Linked DNA regions of Homo sapiens: regions 1, 3 and 4 are each linked to region 2. Evidence: chromatin loops called from intact Hi-C (ENCODE). Cell type or tissue: mammary epithelial cell. All regions are shown on one strand. Region 1 overlaps ERC1 (ELKS/RAB6-interacting/CAST family member 1). Region 2 overlaps FBXL14 (F-box and leucine rich repeat protein 14). Region 3 overlaps ERC1 (ELKS/RAB6-interacting/CAST family member 1). Region 4 overlaps ERC1 (ELKS/RAB6-interacting/CAST family member 1).

The links. A loop is a pair of places that touch in the nucleus more often than their neighbours do. Peaks named below come from ENCODE experiments on the same cell type or tissue, not always from the same donor. Only the 100,000 strongest peaks of a DNase experiment are listed, where the experiment ranks them.
Region 1: a loop joins it to region 2, with 2.4 times the contacts of the local background. A loop is called at or near these places in 11 of 110 quality-filtered maps.
Region 3: a loop joins it to region 2, with 2.6 times the contacts of the local background. A loop is called at or near these places in 4 of 110 quality-filtered maps.
Region 4: a loop joins it to region 2, with 13 times the contacts of the local background. A loop is called at or near these places in 103 of 110 quality-filtered maps.

The regions. Positions count from the first base shown.
Region 1 is chr12:1,195,177-1,200,176 of GRCh38, reverse strand. All of the region lies in intron 12 of ERC1 (ELKS/RAB6-interacting/CAST family member 1), which reads right to left. Among named protein-coding and RNA genes, the nearest start is that of ERC1, 210 kb to the right of the region's middle. In mammary epithelial cell, no CTCF peak of the experiment used is centred here; DNase peaks (open chromatin) are centred at 2,386 and 2,726; H3K27ac peaks cover 1,037 bases.
Region 2 is chr12:1,581,091-1,586,090 of GRCh38, reverse strand. The region is part of intron 1 of FBXL14 (F-box and leucine rich repeat protein 14); the gene reads left to right. Among named protein-coding and RNA genes, the nearest start is that of FBXL14, 11 kb to the left of the region's middle. RefSeq lists an enhancer at 4,373-4,422. In mammary epithelial cell, a CTCF peak has its summit at 2,427 (motif pointing right); a DNase peak (open chromatin) is centred at 2,470.
Region 3 is chr12:1,471,773-1,476,772 of GRCh38, reverse strand. The region is part of intron 18 of ERC1 (ELKS/RAB6-interacting/CAST family member 1); the gene reads right to left. Among named protein-coding and RNA genes, the nearest start is that of LINC00942, 26 kb to the left of the region's middle. RefSeq lists an enhancer at 3,262-3,331. In mammary epithelial cell, no CTCF peak of the experiment used is centred here; DNase peaks (open chromatin) are centred at 602, 1,872, 2,492 and 3,072; H3K27ac peaks cover 3,667 bases.
Region 4 is chr12:1,115,184-1,120,183 of GRCh38, reverse strand. It overlaps ERC1 (ELKS/RAB6-interacting/CAST family member 1), which reads right to left. Exons shown (of 19, transcript NM_178040.4): 7 at 4,151-4,318. It overlaps LOC124902857 (a long non-coding RNA gene), which reads left to right. Exons shown (of 3, transcript XR_007063157.1): 2 at 2,562-2,618; 3 at 4,685-4,770. Among named protein-coding and RNA genes, the nearest start is that of ERC1, 130 kb to the right of the region's middle. RefSeq lists an enhancer at 3,585-4,784. In mammary epithelial cell, a CTCF peak has its summit at 2,013 (motif pointing left); DNase peaks (open chromatin) are centred at 2,003, 4,083 and 4,503; H3K4me3 peaks cover 144 bases; H3K27ac peaks cover 2,574 bases.

The DNA of each region.
Region 1 (5,000 bases), 390 kb after region 2:
TGAAAAATAAAAACCTCCATTTTCATTGTATAAAAATTTTAGAAACTAGTTGTGAAATCTTTAAAAGAAAATTTAAAAACTCAAAAGGCAATAATCTTTAGGCATTAAGTTGAAGCCTGGCAGCTATTTTCCCAAATGCCATCAGAAAAGTTCTCTTTCTCTTACACATACACATGTGCAAATAACACTCCCAGATTAAAAATCACTACTGGCATGATAGGAAAATGACCTCATTCATTCTTTGTGTTCCAAAAAAAAAAAAAGTTATGTAATCTGTTCATAGGATTTGGGCTAATCTTGTTGATTTTTGTTTTTAATCAAGGGTGTTCTTAGTATGCTCAGAATTTAGCCCAAATCCTATGAACAGATCACATAACTTTTTTTTTTTTTCTTTTCTGAGATGGGAGTTTCACTCTTGTTGCCCAGGCTGAAGTGCAATGGCACAGTATCAGCTCACTGCAACCTCTGCCTCCCAGGTTCAAGCAATTCTTGTGCCTCAGCCTACCAAATAGCTGGGATTACAGGTGCCTGCCACCATGCCCGGCTAATTTTTTTTTTCCTATTTTTTAGTAGAGACAGGGTTTCACCATGTTGGTCAGGCTGGTCTCGAACTCCTGACCTCAGGTGATCCACCCGCCTCAGCCTCCCAAAGTGCTGGGATTACAGGCGTGAACCACCGTGCCTGGCCATAACATTTTTTTTTTAACAAAGTCAGTTGTTTATAAATCAAAATATAACTCCCTTAAAAACAATACTATAAATACACACTAGGTTGTCTTGGTAGTCCACAAAATTAAAGTTTAATCATGATGTAAAAGCCAAGAGCTAATAGTTCCAGATGAGTGACATGGTTTGGCTCTATGTCCCCACCCAAATCTCATGTTGAACTGTGATCCCCAGTGTTGGAGGTGGGGCCTGGTGGGAAGTGACTGGATCATGACGGTGGTTTGTCCCCACCCAACTCTCATGTTGAATTGTGATCCCCAGTGTTGGAGGTGGGGCCTGGTGGGAAGTGACTGGATCATGACGGTGGTTTGTCCCCACCCAAATCTCATGTTGAATTGTGATCCCCAGTGTTGGAGGTGGGGCCTGGTGGGAAGTGACTGGGTCATGACGGTGGTTTGTCCCCACCCAAATCTCATGTTGAACTGTGATCCCCAGTGTTGGAGGTAGGGCCTGGTGGGAAGTGACTGGGTCATGACGGTGGTTTGTCCCCACCCAAATCTCATGTTGAACTGTGATCCCCAGTGTTGGAGGTGGGGCCTGGTGGGAAGTGACTGGATCATGACGGTGGTTTGTCATGGTTTAGCACCATCCCCCTAGTGCTGTCTTGTGACAGAGTTCTCACAAGATCTGGTTGTTTGAAAGTGTGTGGCACCTCCCCCTTTGCTGGCTCTCTCTCTCCTGCCGGCCATGTAAATGTGCCTGCTTCCCCTTCACCTTCTGCTATGACTGTAAGTTTCCTGAGGCTACTCCAGAAGCAGAAGCCTGTACAGCCCGCAGAAACATGAGCCAATTAAAACTATTTTCTTTATAAATTACCCAGTCTCAAGTATGTCTTTATAGCAGCATGAGAACGAACTAATACAATGAGGTATGGAAAAGATGGTTAGCAAAGAAGATAAAATTAACCACCACAAAATAGAAAAACAAAGTTACCTCCATCATAACTACTCACAAGGCTAGCCCTAAGAATTTTATGTATATACGAACAACAAAACTGATCTCCAGTTCTATCTTTCTCAGAATAATTGTAGCAGTGCAATATTTTGGTTTTCCCTCTGTATTCTGTATCTCTCTACTAGAGTTGGAGGACCTGAAATTAGTATTAATAGTTTAGGATCCAAAATTACTTATTAGCCTTCCAACCAAATAACCTCCCAAGCTACTATCATTTAATATTGGCTTCGAACATGGAAAGACCAAAGACTTAAGAGTCCAAATTTCAGGGCTGGCTGCAGTGGCTCACCTCTGTAATCGTATCACTTTGGGATGCAGAGGCAGATGGATCACTTGAGCCCAGGAGTTCGAGACCAGCCTAGGCTATCTGGCAAAAACCCATCTCTACAAAAAAAATACAAAAATTAGTTGGGCATGGTGGCATGCACCTCTAGTCTCAGCTACCCAGGAGGTTGAGGTGGGCGGATCACCTGAGCCCAAGAGGTTAAGGCTGCAGTGAGCCGTGATAGTGCCACTGCACTCCACCCTGGATGAGAGAGACCCTGCCTCAAAAAAAAAAAGCAACAAAAACAAAACAAAACAAAACAAAAAAAATAGTCCAAAGTTCAACAAGTCCTTTCTTTCTGATACTACTACATTCTGGGCACATGATAACTGGGATGACCAGCCTCTGTGGTATGTTAAGTGATACCTTCCAGTAGAGCTCAACCAGACCTTAAGGAACTAAAATTTCATCACTGGAATTTCTAGCTATTAGACAAGCTATAGATAAACGCCAATGCTAGCATAATCTATAAATGAAATGACAATAGCTTCTGTATTGATGGAGTCTTAGTCTCTTTGAGCCAGACGTATCCCTTAACTGAGTCCAGACTGAGAGAAGCATTAAAAAGCACATGTGTAGAAAAACTGGCCCCTAGCAGCAAAACAACCCACATGCCAGTTATGCAGTACCTGTCCTGTAAGTGGGCATTCCAGCATGTGGGAAAGACTCTGGCCTCAGTAAGATCCTCAAGTGAACAGACTCTGAATCATCTAGCTGTCTACAGCCTCCTCTTCTAGGAGGTGAGGTCATTAATGAAAACTGAACACCTGAAAAGGATTTCTTTTCAGGAAGGAGAGACAGACACTGGAATTGTTAGGCATGACTCTGCTACCTACTTATGTAATGCAGGACCAGTTGTTTAACCTCAAACATCTGTATAACAAAAATCTAGGCCAGGCACAATGGTTCATCCCTGTAACCCCAGCACTTTGGGAGGCCAAGGCAGGCGGATCACTTGAGGCCAGGAGTTCGAGACCATCCTGGTTAAGATGGTGAAACCCCATCTCTACTGAAAATACAAAAATTAGCTGGGCATGGTGGTGTATGCCTGTATTCCCAGCTACTCGGAAGGCTGACGCACAAGAATCGCTTGAGCCCGGGAGGTGGAGGTTGCAGTGAGCTGAGATCATACCATTGCACTCCAGCCTGGGTGACAGAGGGAAAATCTGTCTTAAAAAAAAAAAAAAAAAAAAAATATATATATATATATGTGTGTGTGTGTGTGTGTGTGTGTGTGTGTGTGTGTGTGTGTGTGTGTGTGTGTGTAGAGAGACAGAGAGAGACAGACAGACAGAGAGAGAGAGAGAGAGAGTGAGAGAGAGACAGACAGAGAGACAGACAGAGAGAGAGAGAGAGAGAGAGAGAAATAGCGTGCGCACATGCACCAGGTGTGGTGGCTCATGCCTGTAATCCCAGCACTTTGGGAGGCCAAGGGGATCACTTGAGCCCAGGAGTTCAAGACCAGCCTAGACAGCATAGTGAGGCACCAGCCCTACAAAAAAATTAAGCAGTTAGCTGGGCATGGTGGTGTGTGCCTGTGGTCCCACCTACTCAAGACACGGAGGTGGGAGGATCGCTTGAGGCTGGGAGGTCTAGGCTATAGTGAGCTGTCATCACGCCACTACACTCCAGCCTGAGCAACAGAGTGAGATTCTGTCAAAAAAAAAAAAAAAACCTACATAAGAAACCTTTCCAACACATACCCCCCCAACCCAAAAAGTCATGATGTAGACAGGGCAGCTAAAATGAACAAATATAACTAAACAAACTGCATTAAAATTTTTGGGTATCTTCCTTAGATTCAAAATACATCCCCCTTTAAAGTAGCTGCCTAGTCGGAGGCAAAAATCTGCTATATGTATTCCTCTCAAAAGACGAAAGGGTGAGATCTGTTCCAGGCATTTGGGTGGGGGATGAGGTGGAGGCAGAAACAAAGGAGAATAAAGAGGACTACAACAAAAGAAAAGTAGGACTGACACCTGAGTGGGCTGATTTGAAAAGAATGGCATAGAATAATCTATGACTGGTTTAACTATTACCTTCAAATTACCACCTTATTTTAAAAGAACCAAAATCAGCACAGTGAGGAAGTTATTCCTGATTTGGGGGAGTAATTAAAATACTAGGGAAATTATTTTTTGATTTGGAAGGTATGAGGTAGACAAAGAAACCCCAATTTGGTCAGGGCCCGTGTGTTGTCCCAGCTTTCAGCAGCATTGATCCTTATTTGACTTACCAAAAAACTTTAACTCTTTTCAAAATGATTGCTTCCATTACAAAAAAAGGGGGGGGGGGGCGGAAATAAGTACATAATTATATCCATTTGAATGCACTGGGTTGGAAGTAACGGAGAATCCTCATTCAAACTGGCTTAAACAATCAGAAATTGTCCTATCTCACATAACAAGCAGCACAGAGGCAGTTTCAGGAATAGTCCATTTCAGTTCCAACTCTGCTTTGCTGAGGTTTTGTTAACTGTCACTCTCTGGACGCTGGCTTCATCTTAGGTTGGCAGAAGTAGCTGCAGCAATTATGGGTATCACATCCCGACAAGATAATGTTCAGGAGAAAGGGGTCATCTTTCTTCTTGCAAGTCTGTCTTATAAGAAAATCATTCCCAGAAGCCTCCCTGTGGTTTTTCCTTCCAATCACTAATGCATATGTGCTCAATGCGAAACTAGTCACTAAGAAAGAGAATGCTATTATCCTGATTGGCTTTAAAAAATCTGAATCTACTTCTGGAGCTGAGGAAATAGGGAATTACACATACTTGTGGTTGTGTTAGAATGGGAAAGTAGAAAATTAAATGTTAAGGCAAAAGGGAGAAACTGAAGTTTAATGTATAAAATTAATTTTAAAAGTAGGTCTCAGATCTGCAGAGGCTGGGACTAGGGTTGGGAAGAGATTTGCTGTAAAGGGGCAAAAGGGAACTTTTGGGGATGAGGAAATGTTCTATATATCTTGATCATGGTGGTAGTCACATAAGTGTATAGAT
Region 2 (5,000 bases):
CCAAAAAACTAGTACATGTTGTTAAATGGTCTATAAGGTACTGAAGTAGCTAACTGTCAAATCTGTTGCCTGTTGCTCTCAGAGGATTTGAGCCAGTTTCCAAAACACTGCTTTGTTGCACATAGTAATGCAGAATACTAATGCTGGAAGTACATGCTCATGAGAGCTTCAAAGCTAGGAACTCACACATATTTCACATGCTATAAATACCTGCCACACAATCCTTTTATAAAGTAGAATCAAGTTGCAAAAACTCTAGCTATTTTCTCTTCATTCAAGGGCAAAAAGGCTTGACTTCACAGATGTTTTAGTTACAAATCCCACTTGTCCAGAAAGAGTAAAAGGGTCTAATTTGTTAATACTAGGCACCTTCTTATATTTATTACTCCCCCATTTACGTAATCCACACTCCAGAAGGATCAGACCTACCACACAGTGGGGTGTCAACAATTACTCCTTACATCATGGATCTGAGACACTGGAACTGGACTGTGGGAAAACAGTTGAGACCACATTAATTTTTCATAAATATTAATGTGGAATTACTATGGCTTGGAAAACATTGTTTTTCTCATCTAAAAAGGATATGAGGAAATATTTCCTACCAAGGTTCATAATATTTCTCCTTAGGAAATCTTGGCCTCAAACTAGCATTATTTACATACACGTCTGCTACATTTTTTTTTTTTTTTTGAGACGGAGTCTCGCTCTGTCGCCCAGGCTGGAGTACAGTGGCACAATCTTGGCTCACTGCAAGCTCTGCCTCCCGGGTTCACGCCATTCTCCTGGCTCAGCCTCCCGAGTAGCGGGGACCACAGGCACCTGCCACCACGCCCGGCTAATTTTTTGTATTTTTAGTAGAGACGGGGTTTCACCATGTTAGTCAGGATGGTCTCGATCTCCTGACCTTGTGATCCGCCTGCCTCGGCCTCCCAAAGTGCTGGGATGACAGGCGTGAGCCACCGCGCCCGGCCACACATCTGCTACCTTTTTCTAGCCCAAGGCAAGGCTTTCTGAGACGTAGTCACTAAACAGGGAGGAGCCAAAAAAATTAGTCCTGCTATTTCTGAGAATCTCTAGAACAATCACTGAGGCTAAAATTGGACACATGAGTAAAGTAAGGGAGAAATTGTAACAGTTAAGCCCGCAAACGCCCCTCAAATAAATGCTTCATGTTCTCAGATGGAAGACAAGCATTTCTGCTTTCAGTAATTTAAACCTTAACTTCATTGCCCAAAACTCCACTGCTGTGAACAACAACAACGACAAGATGGCCAGTACGTGTGTCTTAAGCAAACAACACGAAAATGACAAGATGAAAGTGACAATTTCTACCTTTCCTAATTTACTTCAGATGCACAGAATTTAGCCAGTTTTCAGGAATCTGTAAAAGCAGGATGGTTAAGTTCTGTGGCCCCCTGAACTTCATCCAGCTGACAGCTGACGGTTGTACGAAGCAGAAAAGGTCTTCAAGTTTCCAGAGCCTGGAGTAGATGGAGGATTGGCTCTTCCAGCCCTAGCTGATGTCTGTGCACTTGAGACAGATGCCCTGCCATTGTGCTCAGGGTCAGATGTCAACAATCAGAACAGCATGACCCCCAGGAAGGCAGCTGGCCTCTCTCTTCCCTACACAGAAGGGTCTAATTTTCAATGGAATCACAAGGGGAACTGCAGAAACTCATTAACGTAGGACACAGGATTTAGCAGCAAACAGCTTCATCCCTGCTTTATTGATTTTTAGAGTTGGGGTCTCGCTCTGTCACCCAGGCTGAAGTGCAGCGGTGTGATCATATCTCACTGCAGCCTCGACTTCCTGAGCTCAAGCAATCCTCCCACCTCAGCCTCCCGAGTAGCTGGGACCACAGGCATGTGCCACCATGCCCATTATTACTATTATTATTTTTTTTTTGTAGAGACAGGGTCTCGCTATGCTGCCTAGGCTGGTCTCCAACTCCTGGGCTCAAGTGATCCTCCCATCTCGGCCTCCCAAAGTGCTGAGATTGCAGGAGCCTACAACTGCTTTCTTTAGAAATAAAAATGTGCATATGTGGGTTAAGAGGTAAAAGTCAAGCACTACACATTATTGAAAGGTAGGGCTGGAAAACTGTTATTGTCTCCTTCTGGACTGTTGCTTCAGCCTCCCCAGCCCTTTAAAAAAACAACAAAAAACCCTCTTACACACAATTTACCTTCCCCATTGTGAAGCAGCTGTGAATCATATCCACACCTGTCCTGGAGTTATTAAAACTAGGAGTCCGACCTTGTGTTTTTCTTTACCCCAAGTTTATGAACATGATTTTAGGGTCCAATATAAGGTAGTACAATAAAGTATGGTTAATGCAAAACTAAATGTCCTCCACTGTGGAAGACAGAAAGTGGAGAAATCCACGAAGTCTGCACGTCCCATGTCTTGGTCTTGTCAGTAGGTGGCAGCATTGTCTGTGAGTTGGAAGCTATTTCCCAAGGGGAACCACAACCTCCTCCCATCTAACAAATCCCCTCTGGTCCTTTCTCTTTCACCCGCACCCGCAAAGTATTTCCTCCAGGCGTAAGAGTTGACAAATGAGGAATTTCACTTCCTGGAAAAGATGAAATTGAATTTTAAAATATCAGTGAGGTTACTCCCCAGAGCCAGGTGTTATTTTGCAGCTCTCTGCTTTTGGAGCTAAGAGAATCAAACATTAACTTCTAATGCTTTTTTTTTTTTCTCTTTAAACTTCTAATTCTTCTTAAAGGGCACTTCATACAAATCCTTCTTAGATTGCCATATCTGGGGAGTTTGGGAGGAAGAAAATGGGAAAAATTTTAGTCATACATGGAGGTATCAATTTAAACAGCAAGAAAAAGAGCTAGTTTTTTTTATTACAAAAGAAAAATCAGAAGTGTATCTGTGAGGACAAATTCTAGAGAGCCTTTCAGGAAAAAACATTTTAAAATTTTAGGAGTATCTTTTTTTTAATTTTTTTTAATTTTTATTAAAAGGAGTATCTTTATTGCCCAGATGAAGACATCTTCATAAAATATAAGAGAGTCTATGAAGATGAAAATAATAACAGCCCTGACGAAGAAGTAAAGTTGCTTGTGTGACCTAAATTCCTCCTACAGAAAACTGACATTAGGACAAGGTAGCAGAACTTACAAAAATAACTTCTGAGCCAATGTAGCCAGATTCCGTAGAATGGCACAAGAAGAGACAGGCTGAGGGCAGGAGAGGCCTTCGGGTCTTGCCCTCCTGGTACTCAACAGCCTGGCCTCGGGGAATCAAACTGTGAGTGGGAAGGGCAGGTGTAGAAGTGGGAAAAAAGGTGGAGGCAGTTATCCCCTGCAGATGCTTCTACCAAGCTGTATTGGCTAGAGGAGCCACAGCTTATAAGCTCTGTAATATAGACGTCATTTTTGGTTAGAGAATAAATAAAAAAGGAAAAGTTTCAGGGACTTGGGGCCTGTGCATAAGGCAAATTACATTCATTCCTGGCACCATCCGTGAAGGTCTTATGAAAGCAGAACATCTCCCTGCGCAACTTTTGGAAAGTAATAGCTGAAATATGCCATTCTTAGTGACTACACTGAAAGAATACAGATTCAGGGAAGGCACCCCAAACAGAGAATACAGGTTGTAAAGGAAAGAAAAGCAAACACGTATCACCCTGCACAAAGCCAAGAAGAAGAAAACGGGGCTGGCTGAGGAGCCAGAATGAGAACTGAGTGAGGGGAATGTGTGAACGCTGAGGACCAGCAGTTCCTAAAGCTGCTCCTCGGAAGAACTGGGAGGGCTGCTCCTTGATTCATAGCCTCCAAGAACAGCTTTCCTGGACTCCGTTTTCTTTCTCTTTCTTTTCTTTTCTTTTTCTTTCTTTCTTTCTCTTTTTCTTTCTTCTTTCTCTTTCTTTCTTCCTTTTCTTCCTTTCTTTTCTTTCTTTTCCTTCTTTCCTTTCCTTCCTTCCTTCCTTCCTTCCTTCCTTTTCTTTCGACAGAGTCACTCTGTTGCTCAGGCTGGAATGCAGTGGTGCAATCTCAGCTCACTGCAACTTCTGCTCCCCGGGTTCAAGCAATGCTCCTGCCTCAGCCTCCTGAGTAGTTGGGACTACAGGCACGTGCCACCATGCCTGGCTAATTTTTGTATTTTTTAGTAGAGACAGGGTTTTGCCATGTTGGCCAGGCAGGTCTTGAACTCCTGACCTCAGGTGATCTACCCGCCTCAGCCTCCCAAAGTGCTGGGATTACACACGTGAGTCACCAGGCCCGGCCCTGGGCTTCATTTTCAAGAAGGTAGGCCCTCTTTCTGTAACCACAGAAACAACCTTTGAATTTGACTCTAGACAAATCTCTTGCGAATGTGGCCACTGGGCTGGCGTGAGGATGTTGGTGTGACTGAGACCTCTGAGGTGGCAGCACTGCAAGCCTGAAAATGTCCTACGGGAGGCATGTGGCTGTCACTCTAGTTCTGTGCTCACAGCCGTCAGGACCAACGTTGTTTTCATCCACACCCCATTTCTGCCGGGAAGCTAGAGCAACAGTGTACAGAGGACACATAGGAAAAAGCATTTCCGGGACAGGCCGGCTCCGACATTCCTCACATGGGCCCTTCAGGCAGCAATTACTCTATTGGCTTCAACATTCTCCATCCAAACCACGTGACTCCAGTTTCTGTGCTCCGTTTTGCAGAGGAAGGTATAGCTGAGGGCTCCAGTAATCCCAAGATGATGCACGTTTCTCTTGTAGGGGACCTTCCCCAAACCCTCTCCCCAGGAGGTTCCCGTGGCTCAGTCTGCAAATCCACACAGCCCGGACACTGATTTGCAGGCTGACAGCCACTGCTGCTGCTTTCCTAACCTTCCTCTGTACTCTTTTAGCTGCTACCAGCACACCCACCCCCCACCCTAAAGGTGTCCATTCGCCCATTAAAGGACTCCAGCATGGCCATTTCCCAGTTTCTGAATTTCCTGTCGCCGTCTATGAAGACTGTCGAGAGGGGTCGAGTGTTGTGGGTGGGGGATTCC
Region 3 (5,000 bases), 110 kb after region 2:
CTTAAAATTCCCGAGTCAAAGGGTATAGACCTGTGTAAAGCTTTTGACAAGTAACCAGACCATTCTAGAATAGCTGTACTGATATTCAGCCCATAAGCAAGAAATAAGGGTGCCATTTTCCCACTCTCTGAACATACTGGGGACTCCAACAAACCAACCAATCCCAACCTTCCCAGTATGACAGCACTGTTTTCATTCGTAGTTCTTCCCATCTGTAGTGAAGCCAAAAACTGGGGTAAAACATTAAAAAATATATATTTATTGGCCACTTCTTCTGTGAGTTTCCTATTAATGCTCTTTCCAGATCATGTTTCTTCTAATTTAGTTTTTTCTTTCTTTTTTTTCTTTTGAAGAGAAAGAGTCTTGCTCTGTTGCCCAGGCTGGAGTTCAGTGGAGTGATCATAGCTCACTGTAACCTCTAACTCCTGGCCTCAAGTGATCCTCCTGCATCAGCTTCCCGAGTAGCTAGGGCTACAGGAGAGTGCCACCACGCCTGGCTAAGTTTTTTTTTTTTTTTGAGATGGAGTCTTGCTCCGTCGCCCTGGCTGGAGTGTAGTGGCGTGATCTCAGCTCATTGCAATCTCTGCCTCCCGGGTTCATGCCATTCTCCTGCCTCAGCCTCCTGAGTAGCTGGGACCACAGGTGGCCCCAGGCTAATTTTTAAAATATTTTTAGTAGAGACGGGGTTTCACTGTGTTAGCCAGGATGGTCTCGATCTCCTGACCGTGTGATCCACCCACCTCGGCCTCCCAAAGTGCTGGGATTACAGGCATGAGTCACCTTGCCCAGCCTTTTTTTTTTTTTTAAAGAGATGACATCTCACTATGTTGCCCAGGCTGCTCTTCAACTCCTGGCCTTAAGCAATCCTCCCACTTCAGCCTCCCATAATGTTGAAATTACAGGTGTGAGCCACCACATCTAGCCTAGTTTTTTCATTTCCGATATCCTTGTTAACAATCCTAATTCAAGCTCTCATGTTCTACCATCTTGCAATAGCTTCATAACTACTTCAACCCTGGTGTAAGAGTAATCTTTCTAAAATAGGCTGGAACAGTTCCCTCCTCCTCTTCCAACATCTTAAATGATTTCCTTCCTACAAAATAAAAGACTAAGCTTTTTGGCATGGGAGCTACTGCTTCAATTTCATCTCCTGGTACATACCTGCCATTCCCTGTCTTTGCTTTTCCTTTCCTCTCATTCTAGAATGTGGACAATCTTACTTCCTACACATCTTTCTTCTCTATCTTTCTTATCCTTCACGGTTGAGCCCCTTTTCTCTGTAATGCCATCCCTGGTTAGAAGTGTAAACTGCTACAGTATTCATTTTGTCCCCTTTCAATAGTTGGTTTTATGTTTAATTCCCCAACTGTTCTTCAAGCTCCTTGGTGAATTCTTTTTTGTATACCAATATTGCCTCGTAACAAAAGGCCTGCACGTAGCAGACAATCTGAAAATGGTGAATGAAATAAAGGAATAGATATTAATTCTGGGGAAAGGCCTCGATAATGTTCTAAAGAGCTATTTAAGTTCAAATTTGAAGCATGTCCAAACCAAAACAATCTGATGATACAGGCCCTTTGGTAGACAGCAGGGCACATAAACCATACAGTGTAGCACTCCACTGTGTTTAAAGTTCTTAAGGGATGGAATACGGGACAAGTATAGGATACGAAGGTGGCCTCTGGCAGAAATTCTCTGGCTTTTTTGTGTGTTGAATGTTATTAAAATGCATTCTGTTCTTAGTAGCTGTTCCAGCCCTCCCTGAACTCAGAGTAGTAATATGATTTCTAGAGGGACTTGAGCCAAGAATCACAAATGCAAGAGCAACTCAATCTGAATGCTCAAAGCAACACAGGCTGGAAGCGTATGCAGCAGAGGGAAGGGGAGAATGCCTCACCCTACCACTGTGCAGGGAAGAAACGAACGGAGGAAGCTCAGCAGAGCGGGAACATTTCAGAGATGAGGCTCTCCAAGCATATGGCAGACAAAAGCATGGTTACGACTGGCTACAGGGAAAACCACTCAGGCCCCCTTCCCTCTTTGAGTGTTAGGATAACTGCCAGAGAACAAGCTGACAGTCTAAAGAATAAGGAATGCGAGGGGGCTGAATGGAGAAAGAGAAGCAGAGCTGAGGGGCGGGCTGCTTGATTCAGGGAGACTGCCCCAAACATTTACCGCTCAGCACAAGTCATGATTTTAGAACAGAAACAACATTTTCTCTCTAGTAAAGATGTTAGAGAGAGCTACCAGAACTCCGTGAAATAAATTTGTAAAAGAGAAAATACAGTTAAAAGTTCTGTGGACTTGGCCTGATTTCAAGGTAAACAACTCTATTCATAGTCACAAAGCATGAGGTGAAAGGGAGGATGTATTGATGGGTATAAAGAAGGGACGGTTACAAGAGGGGTCAGTGAATGAATTCCTCTGTGGTTGGCAGTGACTCAGATTAATTCCTTTCTGCAGATGGTTTGGTGGAGGGCAGGAAATTATTCAGAAATGCCTAGTTTGGTTTAAGCAGACAAGAATCTAAACTTGAGGTTCTAACAGCTAAGTCCCAGGATGTGTCACAGGCCATGAGGTCTGAGCTGTAATCTGGCATGATGTTCGGAGCCTTTTGGAGCTGACAGATCAAGTGGAAATGGTGCTCGTCCTGGCCAGGTCTGGCCCACAAGCCCCTAACTTGAATCTGCAGGCTTCTTAGGAGATACGAAGACATAAAATAACTTCCTAGTTTGGAATTTCACACAACTGGAATAAATGGAAATGTATTTTGCCGTAAGAGCATCTATTGAATAAGACATAAAACTTACACAGTCAGAGGGATCTGGAATCCCTCTAACCCTCTACAATCCCTCTAAACCTCAATCTTTTTTGCCCAGGGATCTATTTTTCTACAGGCATCTGGTCACTTCTTGACTCTACAGAATCCCTTTAGCACTTAGTACCAGGGAAAACTAAAATTGCTCTTGAAGAATTTATCCTATGTTTATTTCCCACTCATTAAAGTTAACTCCAAAGTCCTCTTTCCTTTCAAGTCTGCACTTGCAGAGACTGTGCAAGTGGGCCGGAAGTGGTAATGGCTGTGAGGCTGCTGTGGGGACTTCTCCTTCTCCCTCCCTGTCCTTTTTTTTTTTTTTTTTTTTGAGATAGAGTCTCACTCTGTCCCCCAGGCTGGAGTGCGGTGGCGAGATCACAGCTCACTGCAGCCTGGAACTCCTGGGCTCAAGTGATCTTCCTGCCTTAGACCGCTGAGTAGCCGGGACTACGGGTGCGCACCATCACACCCAGCTCCCCTTCCTACTTTGTGATGAACTCCCTTGCCAGGCAATGTATGAATTTGTTTTTACAGGAAGGAAAGGCTGTTGCTTAGACCAAAAGTAAATAAGATGTTACTGCTCTCCCATAACTAACTTTGAACAAAATGGCATAATAAAAACGAGAGTTTGGGCCGGGCGCAGTGGCTCACACCTGTAATCCCAGCACTTTGGGAGGCCAAGGTGGGTGGATCACGAGGTCAGGAGTTCAAGACCAGCCTGATCAACATGGTGAAACCCTGTCTCTACTTAAAAAAATACAAAAATTAGCTGGGCATGGTGGTGCGTGCCTGTAATCCTAGCTACTCAGGAAGCTGAGGCAGGAGAACTGCTTGAACCCAGGAGGCGGAGGTTGCAGTGAGCTGAGATCGCACCACTGCACTCCAGCCTGGGCAACAGAGTGAGACTCCTTCTCAGAAAAACAAACAAAAAACAACAAGAGTTTGGCTCCATTCGGGTCTGTCTATCCAAAGTCAAAATTCCACTGCTTAACAATTTGATAGTTCACAGTCATCTCCTCCAGATTCAAGTGGTGATATAAAGGGACTTCCTCCTTTCTTTCCCTCATGATAGAAGATGAGATTCCCTGGATGGGAGGGAAACTCAAGTATGTAATTACTTTCTTGTATTATCAACAACACTTTATGCCTGGCATGTAATAAGTGTTCATTAAGTATTTACTGAGTGAATGCTAGCCATATGCCTTAGGGTAGCTAGATTTATCTTCCTTCCTCCCTCCTTCCCTTCCTTCCTTTTTTCCTTTTCTTTCTCCCTTCCTTCCTTTTCTCTTCTCTTTTTTTTTTTCTTTTGAGACAGGGTTACACTCTGTTGCCCAGGCTGGAGTGCAGTGGTGTGATCACGGCTCACTGCAATCTCTACCTCTTGGGCTGAAGTGATTCTCTCACCTCAGCTTCCCGAGTGGCTGGGACTACAGCGAAATGCCAGCACACCCCACTAATTTTAAATTTTTTTTGTAGAGAGGAGGTCTCACTATGTTGCCCAGACTGGTCTTGAACTCCTGGCCTCAAGCAATCCTCCCACCTTGGCTTCCCAAAGTGCTGGGATTATAGTGGGGAGCCACTGTGCTTGGCCTAGATTTTTTAATGTTAGGTCATCACATATTTCTGCCATTCATTTTCAAAGGTTAAAAACAAAACAAAAACAAATCAAGAGCTTCTCTGCTTCCCAGCTATGGCACTGAAAACTCTGCAACTGCACTGGCAGCCCCCAGCCCTAAAAGAAATAAAACAGTTAAGATTTCTAGTGAATCTATATAAAAACATAAATTATCATTTAGTTTTCTACCCTGTCCCCTATCCCCGACCTGCAGCTCAGGCAAATACCCAACAATGGAACAACGAGACCTACAAATGCTACACCCAAAACAGGCCAATTCTGAAATTTAGACTCATCAGCCCGGAAGGGAGCTACAGGAACTACTAGTCCCATTCTCTAACCTTACAAGTAAGACAGCTGAGGTCTCAAGAGGTACAGGGCCAGGTACACAGGTTAGACTGATAGATCTATCTGTTGTAGGAAAACTTAATATGTATCTATCACGCCTGGCCAGTGGTTAGTGGATCAGGCTCTACTGCATCCAGGTGCACAAGCTCTCCATGGAGAAAAAGAGGAAGTCTCCCCTACCTGAGAGGAAAGCTTTACAAGGAATCTGGTCTTGCTAGCTGT
Region 4 (5,000 bases), 470 kb after region 2:
TGTCTCTACAAAAAATACAAATTAAAAAATCAGCCAGGAGAGGTGGCCTGCATCTGTAGTCCTAGCTACTCAAGATGCTGAAGTGGGAGGATCACCTGAGCCCAGAAGTTCAAGGTTACAGTGAGCTATGATCAAGGCACTGCACTACAGCCTGAATGACAAAGTGAAACCTTGTCGCAAAAAAAAAATAATAAATTAATAAAAAAATGTCCCTCCATATTCAGATGAGAACAGAATTAAACACCTAGTCATAAAAACCTTAGGAAGTTGTTATTATCATTATCCTCATTTTATAGATGAGGAAATGGAGGCTTAAAGAAGTAAAGTAACTCCTGAATGGATGCGGTGGCTCACACCTGTAATCCCAGCACTTTGGGTGGCTGAGGAGGACAGATCACCTGAGGTCGGGAGTTCGAGACCAGCCTGACCAACAGGGAGAAACCCCATCTCTACTAAAAATACAGAATTAGCCAGGTGTGGTGGCACATGCCTATAATCCCAGCTACTCGGGAGGCTGTGGCAGGAGAATCGCTTGAACCCAGGAGGCGAGGTTGTGGTGAGCCAAGATTGTGCTATTGCACTCCAGCCTGGGCAACAAGAGCAAAACTCCATCTCACACACACACACACACACACACACACACACACACACACACACACACACACACACACAAAGAAGAAGTAAAGTAACTCCTCTAAGGTCACACAACTAGTAAAGGTAGAGGGCTGGTTTTCAAGCCTATGTCTGACACCAAAGACCATGCTTTTAACCACTATATTACTAAATCCAGACCACCTCTGTGAAAGTCATCAGATTAAAAGAGATGGTTACAAAACGGGAGCGATTCCATATATACTGTACCTTGTATAACACCAGAGGGCCTTAGTCCATGTACCCTGAATAGGGAAAAAAAAAACAAAAAAAACAAAACAAAACAAAAAACAAACAGATCTTTTCACATGTAACTGTTTTCCTTAAAGGATTTTTAAAATTTTTTAAACTCCAGGCTAGGCACAGTGGCTCACGCCTGTAATCCGAGCACTTTGGGAGGCAGAGGCAGGAGGATTGCTTGAGCTCAGGAGTCCCAGACCAGCCTAGGCAACACAGTGAGACTCTGTCTCTGCAAAAAGTTTTAAAAATTAGCCAGGTGTGGTGGCACATGCCTATAAGTCTTGGCTACTCAGGAGGCTGAGGCAGGAGAAGCGTTTGATCCCAGGAGTTCCAGGCTGCAATGAGCTATTAATATAATCATGCCACTGCACTCCAGCTTGGGTGACAGAGTAAGATTCTATCTCTAAAAATAAAAATGAAAGAAAAACTCCATGCTCCATGTTCTTTTTTCATATATACTTAATTTAGTAATCCGAGTGTTAGATCGAAGTCTGGGATAGCTGCAGAAAAGATGAAATCAACTAAGAGCAAATTATAGAAACACATGAAAACTTTCAAAGAGCTGGTATAAACTGCCTTTTACTGGGCTCTAACACTGGCAAGTTACATTGGAAAAGGTGACTCTTGTCAAGTGCCACCAGAGTAATTTTTTAAGCAATGCTAATAAATAGACATATTACATTCTTAAAATCATCCCAAATTCCAAAGAAAGTTAGCTTTCATTCTTTTATCTTTTATGATGAGATGGTTCTATTTGCGCAGTGGCCCTAGTAACTTACAGAAATAATCACTGAGACTCAGCTACTCCTGCAATGGCTAAAAACTAAAAACCATTCATGAATGACAATAAATACAATCTATTCTCTATGGTACAAGAAACCAATCACAAGCCCATCTGGGTGAGACCTGGCTAATAAGAATATTATTTGAGGGGGGTACAAAGAGAAGCATGGATTGCCAAGGGGGAAAAGTCATTTATTAGACTGTGACAAGCTTTTAAATGTTTGCATTATCATTAACCAACTGCTTGGTTCTCTGGTTTGTACACCTGCCACCTCCATCCAAAGCTATTACAGTAGCAAACTTGGAAGTGCGGCTGACCTCTAGAACACTGGCACCCTCTTCTGACCCTTTTGCTGTATTGCATGCACTCAAGCTACTGAAGTGAAAAACGATTAATAAAGCTATTACATTTTAAAATAACTTAAAGAGTGTAATTGGATTGTTTGTAACTCAAAGGATACACGATTGAGGGGATGGATACCGCCATTCTCCATAATTTATTTTCACATTGTATGCCTGTATTAAATATCTCACATACCCCATAAATATATATACCTACTATGCACCCACAAAAAATTTTTAAAATAAAGCTATAAATGAATAACTTTGCAGGTAACATTATCTAGATGATTTCATATTTATAATTCCCTGAATAAACCTAAGTTTAGCTTAATAAAAGTAAGAAAATGCAGATCATCTAAATACTATGTTCTCTTAACATCTCAACAGTATATGCATTAGTTGATTTTATTAGAAGAATTATAAAATGATAACAATGACGAATGTACAAAGACTTTACTATGTGCCAGACACTGGCAGTAAATAAACGAGTTTAATTCTAACAACAAACTTATGAGTTAAGCACTACTATTCTCTTCACCTTACAGACGTGAAAAGTGAAGTGTAAGGAAGTTGAATACGTTCCCAGGATCACGCGACTCATAGTAAGTGGTAAAGATGGAAGTCCAAACTCAGTAAACATGACTCTAGAGCCAAAGCCTTAGCCACTACTGCATCTCATGATTTTATACCCAAATATCTCTGTGAGGTAGAATGGAGCTGACATCATAACAAAATGAAACATAACTAAAATAGAAAAAGTGTAAGTTATAAGAAAAATGACAAACATGTCAGCTAAAATCTCCCATTTTTAACAAAGCCCCAAATTGTACAGATAAAAATATTACATGAAACAGTTTAGGTTCCTTCTTCATTCTTCCTTATTGGAAGATTCTTGTCTTCTAAGACTATGAGGTTTTTATTCTTTCTTTTCCTCCTCATTCCTTTTTTCCACCAAATTATGTTCTTATTTTTCTTTAAAGAAAAAAAGCTAATCTACATCATATGCTTTATGTTTCTTCTATAAAGCAAAACTACTTATCTATTCTTAAATTATCTATTTCACTGCAACCTTTAAAAAATATTTATATTAAGACAGTAAATCCACATGGTATCATCAACTCTTTCTCTTCGATCATTGAAAGTAAGATAGATAAGAATCGATCTGGGATTATTTAGCAAATACACTAAATATCTATCTGAAGTCATATACCTATCTGAAGATGGTGGATACCTAACTGAAGTCATAGCCAATAGTCTAGATCATCTTCCAAGATTTTGAAAAACACTGCCCGGGCATGGTGGCTCATGCCTGTAATCCCAGCACTTTGGGAGGCAGAGGCGGGCGGATCAAGAGGTCAGGAGTTCGAGACCAGCCTGGCCAATATGGTGAAACCCCATCTCCACTAAAAATACAAAAATTAGCCAGGCTTGGTGGCATGCGCCTATAATCCCAGCTACTCAGGAGGCTGAGGCAGGAGAATCACCTGAATCCAGGAGGCGGAGGTAGTGGTGAGCCAAGATCACGCCAAGCCAAGATCACACCACTGCACTCCAGCCTGGGCAACAGAGCGAGAGGCCATCTCAAAAAAAAAAAAAAAATTCTAAAAACACTAACTTTATTTTCAAACAGGATATGAAGACACATTGTCTAATAATCTGTGGTTTAAAATTAGACTATCTAGAACTTTAACAGATTCCAGTTTCCTATATACAGTTATTCATAATATCACAACTTAAAGACACTTAAATGTACTCCAAACACAGTGTAACCAAGCTCATTGTCATTCATGACTAGAAAATTCACCAGGGGTTGAACTGAAGCTTCTAAATCAATGATTTCTCTTTTACAATTATCCTTTTATTTTTAATACTGTCAGAGTATACTTTGAAGTACAGACTTGGCAAAAGTTTAAAGAATTAAAAACATAAACTGCACCTGTTTTAACTTGTTAGATCTAAGAACAACTGAAATAAGATGGTTACATTTTAGCACAGTGACTGATCACGCTGCTGAAGAATTAATCATAACATTACTCATATTTCCCAATTCTAAACATAACAAAAACAGCACAGGTAACGCTTATGAAAAGGTGCCAAGAAACCAACTCCCCACAAATCCCAGAATTGTTTCTACCTCAGTCTGCAGGATGGCAGCCCTCTGCTCCTTAGCAGTCAAGGACTCCTTCAACACTTCAATGTGCTGTTTACTATCTGAGAACTGGTTTGTGAGTGTTTCTAGCTTTGTCTGCAGGGCGAGTAGTTCTGTGTCCTTTCTGGACAGCTCCTGTTTCACCTGGCCAATCTAGAAAAGAAGTAAAACACTTTAAGGAAAAAAGAAATAAAACAAACACCTCTTATCTGTATCTTTCACAGATCTGAGTCACAAAATATGAAACTAAATGCAGCACGAACTGTGTGATAGGTCATATTCATCTTTTTGCATGACATAACCTTGGATCTCCCCAACCCTGAGCCAAAAAAAACCACTAAACTTATTCAACCAATAGGGAAATGTCCAGTTTTCATTTATTGTGTCTTCTAAATATTCTTTGAAACCTCTTAGAAAGGGAATGGAGGGAAAGGAAATTCCAATTCAATTAGATGACTATGAGACAGCAGTAAGCAACTGAACACCACTGTACTGATGAAATGGTTTTCATTTTTCTAGGTGAGACCTCTTCAGAACATGATGGATCAAATGCAGGATGAGTGCAGATATAACAAAAAAGGTTTTAGAAACCTCCTAGTACTATTTAAAATTCAAAATCTGCTGCTGTTGTGCTAATTTTTCACTGTTATCTTTTTCATTCTCAAAAGTTTGCATAAAATTCTTATCTTAAAAAGCCACTTTTAATGTTATACATAACATGGTTTTGTAAAATCCTATAATTTGATGTTATGTGTATTGATTAATTTCTCTCTTAACATTGAAAGTATTTTCTTTCTAACACCTTCTTTACATTCCTGTTTTCTAAGAATTTTAA